Linked DNA regions of Mus musculus: region 2 is linked to region 1. Evidence: chromatin contacts called from ENCODE POLR2A ChIA-PET data. All regions are on one chromosome and are shown on one strand. The core of a region is the stretch at or near the end of the contact, and the rest is flanking DNA. Distances in the headings are between cores, read along the strand shown.

The links. ChIA-PET counts read pairs that join two places held with the same protein, here RNA polymerase II (POLR2A).
Region 2: POLR2A ChIA-PET joins it to region 1 with 17 read pairs in embryonic stem cell. The contact joins the promoter of Mad2l2 here to the enhancer-like site in region 1. POLR2A ChIA-PET finds 5 or more read pairs at or near these places in 3 of 5 experiments (Patski and embryonic stem cell).

Annotation. Positions count from the first base shown.
Region 1 is chr4:148,080,653-148,088,209 of GRCm38, reverse strand. Agtrap (angiotensin II, type I receptor-associated protein) reads left to right here and starts at 146. Exons shown (of 5, transcript NM_009642.5): 1 at 146-293; 2 at 4,217-4,251; 3 at 5,834-5,939; 4 at 6,452-6,647. The coding sequence starts at 267. Within about 2 kb of position 4,934, at least 1 of the 3 ENCODE cell types and tissues checked has a DNase peak (open chromatin) inside an H3K27ac peak, as active enhancers do.
Region 2 is chr4:148,135,989-148,143,545 of GRCm38, reverse strand. It overlaps Mad2l2 (MAD2 mitotic arrest deficient-like 2), which reads right to left and starts at 3,056. Exons shown (of 8, transcript NM_027985.3): 1 at 2,712-3,056; 2 at 2,513-2,631; 3 at 489-560; 4 at 1-4. The coding sequence starts at 2,751.

The sequences.
Region 1 (7,557 bases), core at 3,685-6,184:
GGCTGCAGAAATCCCGACCTCCTGGCTTGAAGCACAGGAGCTGGTAGAGGCCTAGGCAGTAGTAGTAGCAGGAGCCTGAGCCTAGCAGCAAGAGCAGCTGCCTGACGCCGTCTCCTAGCAACCGGCTGCAGTCACGTGGCCGCGCGAGTTGGCCTCCCGCCGTTGGAACTGGCGCAACGCGACGGGCGGGGCCAGGAAGTTTGTTCCCGAGTTCGGAGCCCAGGAGTCCCCGCGGCCGTCGCTCAGGTGCCCTCCGCCGGGTCGGGATGGAGCTGCCTGCCGTGAACTTGAAGGTGGCCGCGCGGCCGGGGCGGGCGGGGGTCCAGGAACCTGGGGAACGGAGTCGGAGCAGAAGGGAAGGTCCAGAGCCCCGGGGAGGAGGCGGCGGACACGGAGAGGGACACCTGGGGACAGAGACGGACAGGGCCGCCCCTCCCGGACAGACCCAGGCTGGCACGGGCACCGGACCGCCCGGGCCTGCGCTCCTGGTGTCCCCCACAGCAGGACAGGGACATCTATCCTTCTGAGAGGTCAGTGCAGTTCGGGGGGGGGGGTCTGTCTGAGTGCTGGCTCAAGTTAGGAGAAATCCGCTGTCCCCAAACAATTGCTTCTCCCTAATTTCCACATGCAGCGTCCTTATTTCATAATTAAGAAGCAGGAACTTAAGAGGTTTCCTAAAATCAAAAACCCCAGAGGCTACTTTGAGCTCCGGGCAGCGGGGCTGCGTAGGATGTCTTCATTTCCTAAGTTCTTTTTCTCTCTCAGCCCTCCTCATTTGCAACAGAGGTGCTGGCCACTTAGCTTCGGCCAGAACCGTGTGGACCTGGAAGTAAACCGGCCATCTTGGGCCTTTGGTGCCAGCTCCGTGAAACCCTAAGACTCCCAGGTGTTAAGCCATTTAGCACCCTTTGGTGTCTGAGAGGAAAGGGCCGGAAGATAGAGGTGCTTTGGAGCAGTTGTGTGATTTCATATGGGCTGGGCTGTGACTTGCTCTGGCCGGTTTCCCATTCCTAAACTGCTGGCTAGCAGCAGGAGGGAGATTGGAGCAAAGGAATGGGCTTGAGCGATCCATTATCTAGGGACAGAATTACAGGCAGGACTTGGAGGCAGTCTGGAGGTCAGGCTCTGCCTTATTCTGCTGGAATAATTACGAGGACAGCACAAGTCTCAATGGTAGAACATTTGAGTAGCCCACCCCAGGCCTGGGGTTCCATCCCAGGACCACACACTAACAAATAATAATAAAACGCAGGAACAGGTGAGAAAAATGTGATGTTTATGGGCTGATATGTTTTATTCATTTGAGTCAGGGTCTCGTGTACTAACTTACTGTGTAGCCTTGAACTTACTGTGTACCTGAGGATTGCCACAAACTTCTGATCCTCCTGCCTCCACCTCTCCAGTGCCAGGATTACACAGTAGTGGCGATGAAACCCAGGGCTTCCTGCAGGATAAGGAAACACTCCACCAACCGAGCCGTATCCCCAACCTGTGTTGCTTGTTTTTCTTAGTCTCCGTCCTCCGCTGAAAAAGCTGAAGCTGTACTCTGTCGTTTTTGTTTAGAGTTGGGGGACTTGCTATCTAGCTCTGGCTGGCCTGGAACTCACTATAGAAATCAGGCTGTCTTTGAATTGACAAGAGATCTGCTTGCTTTTGCCTCCTGAGTGCTAGGATTAAAGGTGTGCACCACCATACCTGACCTAGAGAAGCCGTGTTCTTTTATCGGGGTGCAAACTTCAGCTTAGATCATACGAGGAAATTGTCCGAGTCTCCCAAGAAATAAGTGGTACAGTCAGGATTCGAACCCCCAAAGACTCAGCTCCAGTGGTTTGCATTTCCTGGTATTGTTGCTTTGGGCTAACTTTGGTTTTGATGGCCTACATCGTCTTTTAGAACCTGATAGGTACAGTGTATCCATCACAAATGTAAGATAGCAGGCTTTCCAGCCCAGCATACAAACACTAGGCCCTCCACTGAGATCATGTGTGCTTTGCAGGCTTTGAAGGGCAGTGCCCAGGCTAGGGGTTGTGAAGTAACACCCAGTCACTTTTGGGCTTCGCATCAAGGACAAAGTCGTACCATGTGTCTCAGGATTGGGGACACACTGAATCATTCACAATCTGAAATTCAGAATGAGGCTGGGTGTTGTGTTATTTTGTCTGCAAGATCTGGTGTCCCTATGGGAGGCAGCTGGGACACCATTGGCTGCCCCTTTCAGTCCACCCTCTCTGTCTTTTAAAAAGACACCAGCTCTTCTCAGCACTTGGCCCAGGCTCTGTGAAAGAAGTCGGGTCCCTAACTGGGCTTCTTGCTTGTCTTAAGCAGGAGCTAAACTGAAGCAGCTCAGGTTGGACTAGACTTGTGAAGCCCTGGGAGGAGCAGTGGGGGGGGGGGGGCAGCGATGCGGCCTGCTGTGTTTGAGTGTTTGACACACTTCTACCACAGAGTCCCTGCTGCGCTGAAGAGCAGGTGGCCGTTGTATGTATGGAGACTTGCCCAAGTTTATGTGTTAAGATCTGTTCCATGGTCTGACTCCAAAGTCTGCCAGAGGACCTGCCTCTCCTCCTGGGTAGCCCTTGAATTTAGCTGTCCTGGGGGCATCCTACTGCCTTGTCTAATAGGCCGCCAAATGTTTGCACAGGACACACGGGGATGTTTTAAGTTGAGGTCTGGGACATCCCCAGCCCCTCCTCCTTTGGGAGTGGTAAACAAAGGCTTGTTTTGTTTTCCTGTGGTAGGGTACCACAGGCCAGGCAAGTTTTCTACCACGGAACCACAGTCCATAGCCCCAAACAAAGGTTAATTAATCCTCTTGGCCCCTAGACTTCTGCTGACCCACCCTTTTCTAAGTTAAACTTCCCTTCCCTCTGCCCTGCCTTTGACCTTGGAGATCCTGACAGTGGAGAGAATGCTGGCTTCGGGGCGAGGTTTTAAGGCCAGGCTCTGACAGAGTTATCTGTGTGACACTGAGGAGGTTACTTGACCTCTCTGCACATCAGTTTGTTCACTGTAACAAGAGGTGGGAAACAAGCTGTGCCTTCTAGGGCGATGAGGGGATTAAAAACTCAGACCAGCTGGGCAGAGGCGGGCGGATTTCTGAGTTCGAGGCCAGCCTGGTCTACAAAGTGAGTTCCAGGACTGCACAGAGAAACTCTGTCTCAAAGACCAAAAAAAGCCGGGCGTGGTGGCTCACGCCTTTAATCTCAGCACTCGGGAGGCAGAGGCAGGCAGATTTCTGAGTTTGAGGCCAGCTTGGTCTACAGAATGAGTTCCAGGACAACCAGGGCTACACAGAGAAACCCTGTCTCAAAAAACCAAAAAAAAAAAAAAAAAAAAAAAGACCAAAAAAAAGGAGGGAACAAAACAAACAAACAAGAGAACAACCGTCAGATCAGAAACCAGGTCTACCTTTGCAAGCCCCTGAAACAAAGCCAGACAGAAAGCAAGCTCAGAACAGGGGTGGTTGATCTGGGCTTTGCAGCTGGGCTGTTGCTTGCCTTTCTGATTGGACCTGGTGTGCTGAGTCTCTAGTGAGTTCTGCTCCAGTTGGCCCTGGAGGCAGTGTAGGCAGAAGATTCGTGGATGGAATGACTTCAGAGTGAGGATCCCCGCCCCCCCCCCCCCCCCAGGTGAGGAGCACTGGCAAGCTCCTGCTTTCCCTGAAGCCAAGGTCCCCTTGGGATAGATGCTCCCTGTGTGATACACACACCATCTCCACCACCGAGAGGGCCTGCATTCCGCAACCAGCACCAGTGACCCCTGCTGCCCTAGCTTGTTGACCTTGTTTGGGGAAGAGAGTCCCCCATAGCCCCGCCCCTCCCCATCCCCCCGCTCTGGCTCTGCTCCATTCCGCCCTTCCCAGTTTCTCTTTGAGAAGCCTCTGGTCCCTCCCGCTGCACATTTCCAGGAAGGGCTGGGCCACTTGGCTCTCTTTCTCCCTGCAGCTTTCTTGGAAGTCCTATCACTGAGGGCTGATTATATTCCCATTACAAAGAGAGGGAAACTGAGGCATGAGAGGCTTATTCTCTTTTTTTTGTTGTTGTTTTGTTTTCTGTTGTTGTTTGTGACTGGGTTTCTCTGTGTAACAGCCCTGGCTGTCCTAGAACTCTGTTTATAGACCAGGCTGGCCCCAGACTCAGAGAGGCCCACCTGCCTCTTCCTGAGTGCTGTGCCTTTGCACTCACAGACTTATCCAACCCCTGTTTTTGTGCTACAGGTTATTCTCCTGGTTCACTGGCTGTTGACAACCTGGTAAGTGACTCTGGGTGTCTGGCTGTATCCACGTCTTCTGGCTGTGTGTTGTGTCACCTGGGGTCAGTGCTCCCGGGTCCTGTCTGCCTGGCCAGGTCCCATTCTGCACTGTTTCAGTCCATCACATTTAGCAGTTCGTTCGGCGCAGGGCTGGATCTATCTTCCATCTACACAGTGGGATAAGGACAGGCCCCTGCGGCAGTGCGTACTAACCAAGCCCCTAAGTGGGGCTCCAGGGTGCAGCTGCAGCTTGACCTCACTGTCACTTCGGTCGTGTGTTTGGAGCTGCCAAAAGCAAGTCAGGAAACCACTGAGATCACGTGTGCTTTGCAGGCTTTGAGGGGCAGTGGCCAGGCCAACTGCTGTAAGCGATGTAAACAGCAGGGAGTGGGGTGTCACTTTCCCTGCAGCTCCACATTGGTGACTAGGCTGAGCTCACACCTGCTTTCCCGAGACCGAGAAAGACTGGAAAACATCGGACCTCTTGGCCTAATTGCTAATTCCACTGTTCCAGTCCCAGCCCTGCTAATGGTCGGGTCCCAAAGAAACCCAGACAACGTACCCGTGGCCCCATCCAGTTCCCCCAGCATCACTCAGTATCTGTGGCCCTGCCCAGTTACCCCAGCATCACTCAGTACCCGTGGCCCCGCCCTTCTCACTCTGCCCCCTACCCTAACCCTCTCCAGCTCGCGATCTGGGCTTCCCTTCACCTAGCTTCTGATTCCGTTTTGGCTACCTGCTGTCTTTGTTCTGCCCTTGGCTCCTCTTCTGGACCACTCTATCTCTCTGCCCCTCTCAACCTCTTTCTTTCTCTTCCTCTGATGCTTTCCCCCACACCCCCCATGGCCTTACTCATTTTGCTGGCCATGCTCAGTCGGGATCCTTGCGGATACCTCTGCTGTCTCTCTCTCATATCTACAATAAAACCTTCTCCTCACCCATTCCTAGGATCGGTCAGTCCTCATGGTCATTCATTGTGCGACTGTGTGACCTGGTTAGTCACCTATTAAGTCGGTGACTTTGAGTCTGTAAAATAAGACTCGTTAACAACACCTCCCTCCAAAGAGCAGCTGTGAACCAATGAATTTAGAACAAGTGGGGCAGAGTCAGGTCCCAGGAAGTGCCCCGTGTTAACTGTGATAAGCCGGCTCTGCAAGCAAACTAGTAGGCAATGTCAGAGATACTCTGAAAACTTGAGCAGGGAGGAGCTTGGTCAGGCCTGCATGAGAGTGGATCTCTCAGGCAACGTTTGAGCTCTTAAGATGGCAAGAAATGGCTGCCTGTTCAGGAAAACGAAGCCTCAAGGGTGTAGCAGCCAGGAGGTAAGGGTGGGGCTCTCGTGGGAACCCCATAGACAACAGCAAAAAAGGTATCTTATTCCAAACCGGTGGGAAGGTTGGCTTGGAGGAGTCACATGATCTGATTCACACTGCCTGCTATTTCAATAACTGCCTGCAGGGGGCAGGAGTGACTATTCTCAGAGGAGGTTAAGACCCTGGAACAGGGGGAAGGAACTGTGTGGACGGGGTGGGCACCTCAAGTTGGTGACTAGCTGATTGATAGTGTGTGTCTCTCTGTGCAGGGGCTGCTTGGTGTTCTCAAGCTCCTATGCTTGGGGCAACTTCACTATCCTGGCCCTGGGTGTGTGGGCTGTGGCCCAGCGGGACTCTATAGATGCCATAGGCATGGTGAGTTGAAGTGGGGAAACTGGCCGTGCGCCCCTCGTCTGCCCGTGTCTTCTCTCTCCCTCATACCCGACCCTTTGCTGTTCTGCACATGGCAAGCCTAGCGAGGCCAGCCACACAGCAACCCACCTCTGCTGCTGTCCCCCTCCAAGACAGACATGGGGGAAGGTCACAGAACCCCAACGGCTCCTTAGGAGAATTACAAAGGGGGTTTTCCTTGTCTTCTTGCAGTGTAAACAGAAAGTATGGACTCCAAGGGACTGTCCCTCTCAGAAATTCTGGAGACAGGCCCCTTATGACCTCAATGGCAGGAGATGGGGCTGAGGAATTCTGGGGCAACAGGCTAGAGCCAGACTTGTATGTTGTGCTCTTAGGCCACACAGGTGCCAGTCACAGGCTGCCAGTCACCAGGCTGGGGTGTGTGTGTGTGTGTGTGTGTGTGTGTGTGTGTGTGTGTGTGAAGCTTGGGGTCTGGAGAGTCAGTGGCCATGATATTGTGATGGTGTCCCTTGCAGTTTCTTGGTGGCTTGGTTGCCACCATCTTCCTGGACATTATCTACATTAGCATCTTCTACTCGAGTGTTGCCACTGGGGACACTGGCCGCTTCGGCGCCGGCATGGCCATCCTCAGCTTGCTGCTGAAGCCCTTCTCTTGCTGCCTCGTCTACCACATGCACCGTGAACGAGGGGGTGAGCTCCCCCTCCGCCCCGGTAAGTCCTGCTCTACCCCGCCTTCCCCTGGTGGCCCTCCCTTGGCCCAGAGCACAAGGGGAGCCAGGGAGGTTTCGGCTCACAGAAGTGGCCTGGAGCCTCTGCCGCAGGGACATCTTCCTTCTGTCTCCAGCCAGCCCTGGCTCTGGGGGTGTGCTCTCCTGCCGTGTGGGGAACCCTGTGTGCCAACCTTCTAGCCTCTGGCCCAGCCCGCACTGTCCTCTCTGGTGGTGGGCCAAGCCACTGTCCTGCCCTCTCTGAACCTATTCTATGGGAGCTGGGTGTGGTCCCCAGGTAGCCAGTACTGAGCCAGTGCAAGAGTGGCCTATGGCTGCCCACTCTGGTTTATCTCGATGCTAACCTAGACCTGCCTGGTGTGAAGGGATGGGAGAAGGAAGGAAGGTCCACTGCCCTTGGGACTTGTTCATGGCCCCAGGACAAATGTACAGAGGGAGAAATGTGGGAGACACAGGTGCCTTCTGTCCTGCCCTGTACCCTCAGCCCAGCCTTCTGGCTATGACAGCTATGCCAGGCTCTGCGGCTTCTAGAAATGGTGACTGAGGAGAGCAGGAGAAAAGTGCGTGGGCTGAGGACTAGCCACCCCTCTTCAGATCCCTCATCAGTGCTTCTGGGGCAGATTTGGCACAGCAGCCAGGAGCCACTGACCATAGGACCTGATGTCTAGGCTGGAACCCAGTGTCCTATGCCTCAAGCCAAATGATATCAAATCAGCCTGTCTCTCTGACCCTCAGATGTCTCTCATCTGCAGATCCACCCATCAGATGCTAGGATTGAGTGGATGCTGCCTGCCAAAGGCTTGGTGTCTGGGCTTCTGCTACTGCACATTGTCCTTAGCATCATGGTGTTGAACTCTAGCCATGGCAGACGGTGGATCCATCTGTGCTTAGCA
Region 2 (7,557 bases), core at 1,807-4,306, 57 kb before region 1:
CGTTCTGCAAGCACAGGAACCCCCGCTCCAGAGCTATGCATAAGGCCCAGGGAGAGGTAGGGCAGGGCACTGGCTGAGGCTACCTAGGAGCCCAGCAATTGAGAAGTGCAAGCTGGCTCCCAGTTCTCGAATGGTACAGGCCAGGAAGAGATGTCTGGCTCCCATGGAGGTTCCCCAATTAGTCTCATACCAGGACAAGATAATAGGGAAACAAACAAACAAACAAAAACCCAAGGGGCCCAGCCCAGGAGGGATGGGACGGGCCATGTGGACATATGAAGAACCAGATCTTTCAGGGCAGGTCCCACATAGATCTGGCTCAACTGATACATCCCTGATGTGACCTACATACCCTGGGGCCTATTGCTAGCTGGGGGTGGCCTTCAGACTGAGGCTTCTGGCTGTTGAAAGACATGAGCACTTCAGCCCACAAGCAAGGAGGAGCAGATTGGGTGCAGAGTGTCCGTTAGGACCGGGGGCCCCCTCACCTTCTCCAGGAGAGGTTTGACGCAGTGGAGTGTGTCCTGGATGTACTGGTTCAGCTCCGGGTGACAGGACATCTGTATACAACCCCACAGGGCTGTTAAATTCCAAGGCACGAATAGGAGAAACAGCAATAACCCACACACATACATCTCTGGACAAAGAACAGCCATTCCTAGCTCTCCCTGCCTGAGGGATCTAACCTATCACTAACTTAACCTTGGAGAGATACTCAAAGACAGGCACTCTGTCAGGCCAAGTATGGTGGCACACACCTTTAATCTCAGCGCTCAGAAGGCAGAGGCAGGCGGATCTCTAAGTTGAAAGAGGCCAGCCTGGTCTACAGAGCTGGTGATATACAGAGAAACCCTATCTAAGGGAAGAAAAAAACAAAAAAAAAAACTGTGTAGCCACAGGCAAATGTCTTAACATCTCACACACAAGGTGCTTAGTAGCTCTTTGTTTTCAGTGCCTCTGACCCCCTTACAATGGGAAAGCGACTTGAGAAGAAGACAGCACATCTACTGTGTGTCCAAAGTTAAAACCGGGAGCCAGGCATGGTGGCCCACATCTTTATCCCCAGCATTTGGGAGGCAGGCAGATCTCGGAGTTTGAGGTTAGCCTGGTTTACATAGAGTTCAAGACAGTCAGAACCACACTGAGAAATCCTGTCTTGGAAAATAAAACCGAACGCAAGAAGCTTGGGCATGGGGGCTGGAGAGATGGCTCAGCAGTTAAGGGCACTGACTGCTATTTCAAAGGTCCTGTGTTCAATTCCCAGCAACCACATGGTGGCTCACAACCATCTGTAATGAGATCCGATAACCTCTTCTACAGTGTACTCATATAAATAAAATAAATCTTTAAAAAAAAAAAAAAAGAAGCTTGGGGCATGTTCTCCAGTAATCCTAGCACTTGGGATGTTGATGAAGGAGGATCAGGAGTTCAAGGCTAGCCCCAGCTTCCTAACAACTGTGAGCCCAGGCTAGCTACATGAGGTCTAGATTTCTTAAAATACAAAATAAGGCCGGGCAGTGGTGGTACACACCTTTAATCCCAGCACTTGGGAGGCAGAGGCAGGCGGATTTCTGAGTTGGAAGCCAGCCTGGTCTACAGAGTGAGTTCCAGGACAGCCAAGGCACCAAGGCTATACAGAGAAACCCTGTCTCGAAAAAACTAATAATAAATAATAATAATAATAATAATAATAATAATAATAATAATAAACAGAGGCTGGAGAGATAGCTCAGAAACTAAAAGCACTGGCCACCGGACCTTCAGAGTCAGATTCCCCCATCTTCCAAATGCCAAGGGTTCCCATGTGTTCTTCCTGCCTCAGTGAACACCCCCAACAAACAGACATAGACACACACACACACAATTAATATAGATCTTAAAAAGTAAAAAGCTAGGTATGGTGGCTCACACCTTTGTTTCCAGCACTAGAGAGACTGAGACAGGAGAATTTCTGTGAGTTTCGGGCTAGCCTGGCCTACATAGTGGAGACTCCACACCAGCCAAGACTAAACAAGGAGACAAATAATTAATCATAATATTCTTTTTGGTTTTTTCCCTTTTTTCTTTCTTTTTTTTTTTTTTTCTTTTTTTCTTTCGAGACAGGGTTTCTCTGTATAGCCCTGGCTGTCCTGGAACTCACTTTGTAGACCAGGCTGGCCTCGAACTCAGAAATCCACCTGCCTCTGCCTCTGCCTCCCAAGTGCTGGGATTAGCGACCACTGCCCGGCTAATAAATATTTTTTTAGAGTTTAGGGAGAATGAAAAGAGAAAGAAGGTGACAGACAATGGGAATCCTCTTTATCCAAACCTCAGAAACCCTTTAAAATGCAAGCTTGGAACAGCTCTCATCCAGAGAGCTAACCATCTAACCCAGAGAATTTATCTGAGTTCAGGGAGGGAAGGGCTGGGTGGTGAGAGACAGGAGGCTGTCCGCTATCAGCCTCTGTTGAGGAGTGAGGAAGCTTGCAAGTAGAATAAAGGTTTTTAAATCCAGCCGGGCACCGGGGCTCACCTGAACCGGCACGTTGTACTTCTTGCGCTTCTGGAAGATGCCCACCGGGTAGACCTCGCGCACATAGAGAATCAGGTGCACGGCCACCTCCAGGAACTCGGAGAGCACGTCAGCCACCACTGTGGTGGGGACACAGCTGATGAGCAGGACTCCAACCAGGATCGCACTCCCTCCACCCCCCGCAGGCTCAGATCCCTACCTTGGCCAAAGTTGAGGTCTTGGCGCGTGAGGGTGGTCATCCTTGGCCGCCTGGGGGAGGGCGTGGAGGGTGTCTGTAGGGACTCAAGGCAACCGACCCCGCACGCGGGAAACGCAGCCCGGTCGGGGGAAGCCCCGCCCCCTGAGCAGCCGGATCCCTCTCGGCGGAAATCCCGCCCTCTCTACGCTCCTCCCCGATTCGCCGGCTCCGGTTTCGACCTCAGGTTCCAATCTACGACCGGGCTATAGAAACCACCGTCTGAGACCCCTAACGCGCTACTCCAGAATCCCCTGGCCTCAGTAACCACCGCGGTGCTCCCGCGGTCCCAGCACAACCATAAGCCACGCCTACCCCGGAGCTGTCCAATCAGAACCTCGCCCTGTTGGGAGAGGCGGGGCAGGCTCGGGGGTGGAGCTTAGGGGCGGAGCCCCGCCTGAGCTACAGGAATCTCCAAGGAACGAGCTAAACCGCCTTTGGATTTCAGGTGGGAGCGATCAAGAGATTTCCATGGCCTCTGCGTATGATCGCTGTGTTTTCTCCTCCCGGACATTTCTCTTTAGTAGTTGCAAGTGAGAACCTGCTGCAAGCACAGCTGGGTACCAAGGGAGGGCAGCGACATCTGCTGCTAGTCCAGCGTCAACGTCCCCGGACTCTTAGCTTGCCCAACCGAAAGCGAATCCGCAGGCTTGGGGGCGGGGACAGGGAACGGTAAGAAGCAACCGAGACGCTCCACCCCGACCCGAAACTCAAGTAACATCGGGGCTTGACCTCCCTAGAGAACTAAGTGTCCCATGGTTTCTTCTCAATAGCTGACCTTTGGAAGCTGCAGCCAGTAGGCGCTGGGCTGGGTGTCTGGGAGTTGACTCAATAAATCTTCAGAATACGTGTGGGTTCCTGGCCGTCTTTTTTTTCTGCGGACGAGCCTAATGAGGACTTGTCTGTGTCGTGAGCAAGCGGAGGGGGCGGGCAGCAGTGCTGCTCCAGGGTCCTTCCTGTAGAGGTACGGACTCAATTCCAGAGGAGTCGAAAGGGCCTCAGATCATTTTAATAGTATGAAAATTATATCCATTATACGGAACCCTTTTATATTACAAACCCTGAATTCTATTTATTTAATGTGCGTAGGTGTTTTGTCTGCATCTATGTCTGGGCAGTATGTGACTGCTTGGTGCAGGTGAAAGCCAAAAGAGGGCGTCAGATCTCCTGAAACTATAGCTACAGATGATTGTGAACCACTATATAGGTGCTACAAATTGAAACCACCATTCACCACCCAGTACCCTACCTCTCACTTCCTCGGGAAGAGCAGCCAGTGGTCTTAACCACTAAGCCATCTCTCCACCTCCCCAAACTCTGATTTATATTAATTCCTTTATTAGCCCTAGGAGCTAAGTATTGCCTTCACAGCCCAACTTTATAGATGTACAATAGGCTCAGGAACGTTCCTTCTTTCACCAAAGCCTCACGGATGCAATATGTTCTGACGCTAGGTGAGAATTCAGCTTAACTCACACCCTTCTGTTTAACTGAAAGAAAATCTGAGGTTAGAGAAATGGTCTGGAGTTAGGGGTGACATGGCAGGCCTAGAAGCCAAGAGAATTTAAAGAAGTGGTTCAATGTGTGGGCTTCAACCCCTTTGGGGTCAAATGACTCTTTCCCAGGGGTGGCATATCAGATATTCTGCATATCAGATATTTACAATTCCTGACTGTTGTGAAATTGCAGTTATGAAGTAGCAATGAAAATAATTTTATGATTGGGAGTCACCACATGAGGAACTGTGTGGAAGGGTTGCAGCATTAGGAAGGTTGAGAACCACTGATTTAGACTCTGCCCTCCAAGGATGTAAGAGTTGTCTTGTCCTGTTTCTATAGGAAATGTTGCATTAAAGGTCATCCCTGCAATGTGGTATGACACCCACCCCCCACTCCCCGCACCAGAAGCTGTCAATTCCATATTCATATCCTTCTCATGGGAAGGGATAAGGAGCAGGCCAGAGGGAGGATTACCCTGGAATGTGAGCAAAGCGGGTCTCAAAATGCAGACCTACCACCAACATCTTCATCTCAGTCCCCAGGGACCCTATTAAACCCTGGCTGTCCAGCTGCCCTGACTTACCTGACCAGGGCAGGCTAACAGCAGGGCTCTGCTCTTTAACAAGCTCCCCAGGGAACCTGTGTGCCCACGAAACTATGGGAGCTGCCAGTGGAGTTCTCCTGCGTTCTGTAACATGCCTGTGCTTAAGCCGGTAGAATGCTGGTTTGGCTTTAGGAATTGATACACCCGTCAGTGGGCACAGCAACCCTTCTCAAGACTCGGGGACCTTCCCCACATTACACCATGTTCAACAGAGCCCTTTCTACTTAGAGCTGGCTGGGCAGCTCACTGCCTTGTAGACCTTAGGGCAGTGAGTTTTCATCATGGTGGGGTGGGGAATGACCGAGTCCTTTATCCACCCCACCCCCCAGCTCCTGAACAGCGTTTTCATTACTGATGCAGGGTAGAGGTGGGGTGGGGGAGATTCCTCAGGGATGGAACAAGGGCATAGGCGGGAGGCTAAGGTAACATGGGACCAGCTGGAGACCTCTGCCTTGGAGACCTCTGCCTTTGGCTCTACAGTGCCTGGGTTTTCACGTTAGCTACATCAGTGTGATGGATGGCTGTAAGACAGAGATTGCATTATGAGGCAACTTATTGTTTCTTGAATCCCCATTTTCAATGTTATTTGCATATTTTCACCATAGAGACAATATGTAATTTGGGGCTGGGAAGGAAAGTTACAAGTTAAGGTGAAAAGAAAGTGTGTATGCATTTCACAACTAGCAACTAGCCGGGGGACCAGCAATAGGGATGGAGGGAAATTCACTCCCAAGAGATACAGAAACAGAGAGGGCAAATAACAACAACAACAACAAAAGCCTGTAAGCCCCAGCCTGGAAAGGACTAAGCCTCCACCGATGTGCTAAAAGGGTTCTCAGCGGTGTGATGAACACACACACACAAGCAAATTAGATACAACCCTTGTCAACAAAGTGTGCAGACCTGCGAGATGCTTCTATAGCCAAGTTGCTGTCCACAGACGGGATCACATAAGCATCGTCTGGGAGGGCGAGATGGATCAGAGGGCAAAAGGGCTTGCTGCCAAGGCTGGCAACCTTGAGGTTGTCAATCCCCAGGACCCACATGGTGGAAGGATAAAACCGACTCCTGCAAGCCCACACATGCTACCCCACCAATAAATAAATGAATAAATGTAAAAAAATAAATTTAATTAATTAATAAAGACTCAGCATCTTTCCCATCTGTGTCCAGTTCCCAGAACAATGAGCACGTAGAAACAGAGAAGGAGAGAAAGGGGACCAATCACAGGAAGCCTGGTGTCAGTCCCAGCACACCCTGAAGCGCCACCCCGCTGCTTGGCCTGCTTCCTGAGAGGGACCTGGTCTGTCTGGTTCATTTTGGGGGGGCTTAACATGCCACCCAATGCCTGGGCAGCTCAGGTCCTCACAGAACACAGAACATGTGTTAAGTGAATAAGGGAAAGGAAGGTAGAAAGAAGGTGTGATGGCAGGAACTCCGCCCAGGGGCCTGATCTGCAGCCCAGCTTGCTTAGAAAGAATAAGCTATGACCTCCGATGCCAGCACTTGGGCTGTAAGCAAAGCCAGAGTGTGGGCTGGTCCTCGGGGAGCCCACCACACCTACAGCCCACTTGGTTGTCCACTTTCAGCTTCTTTCCACCACCCTGATACTCCTCCAGCCACAAGACCCTTTTCCTTCTTTCAGCCTCAGCTTGCTCATCTGTGAAATGGAAAATTCTAGATCCATTCCCAAAGGGTTATCTGGGCATGGTGGCACACACTTTGAGTCCTAGCACGTAGGAGGCAGAGGCAGGAAGACTGCCACAAATTTTAGGCTAGCCAGAATTACATAATAAGAGTCCTCCTCCAAAATTAATTAATAATTAAGATAGAATTCTGTTTTAGATTTATTTATTATTTGTTTTGTTTTGGTTTTTGGTTTTTTTCCAGACAGGGTGTCTCTGTGTAGCCCTGTCTGTCCTGGAACTCACTTTGTAGACCGGGCTGGCCTCAAACTCAGAAATCTGCCTGCCTCTGCCTCCCAAGTGCTGGGATTAAAGGCATGTGCCACCACTGCCCGGCTATTCTTTATTTTATGTGTATGAATGTTTTGCCTGCCTCTGTGTGTGTGTGTGTGTGTGTGTGTGTGTGTGTGTGTGTGTGTGTGTGCCACACATGTGTCTGGTACCTGCAGAGGTCAGAAGGTGGTATCGGATAACCTGGAACTGGAGTTATAGGTGGTTGTGAGCCATCATATATGGATGCTTGGAATCAAACCTAGGAATTTTGTAAGAGCAACAAAGCCTAATCCGCTAAGTCTCCCACACAAAACAAAATAAAATTCTCTACTATTGAGTAAATAAAATGTAAACACATAGCATTTGTATTGGTCAGATAGTGGCCATATGACCATAGTATTAAGATTTACAAAGGCATTAAGATGCATATTAGGTAATTTTTAAAATCTAAAATTCCTGATATGCACCAAGAAGCCAAAATCACCTTGAGAGAGTATAACTTGTTTTTCTCACCCTTGGTATATCTTGCTACATATTGAGAAATAGCTTAGAATGATTTATAAATGTCTGATTATTCAATGAATACATTGCAAATATCCCACAATTGTGAATTGGATTTGCTAGATGCATGCTTAAATTGATATTTTAATGTAATTTAATATAAATGTTAATATAATAAATATTAATCCAAGTCAAAAAAAGATTTACAAAGTGCTGGTGAGATGGCTCAGCCGGTAAAAGCACTGACT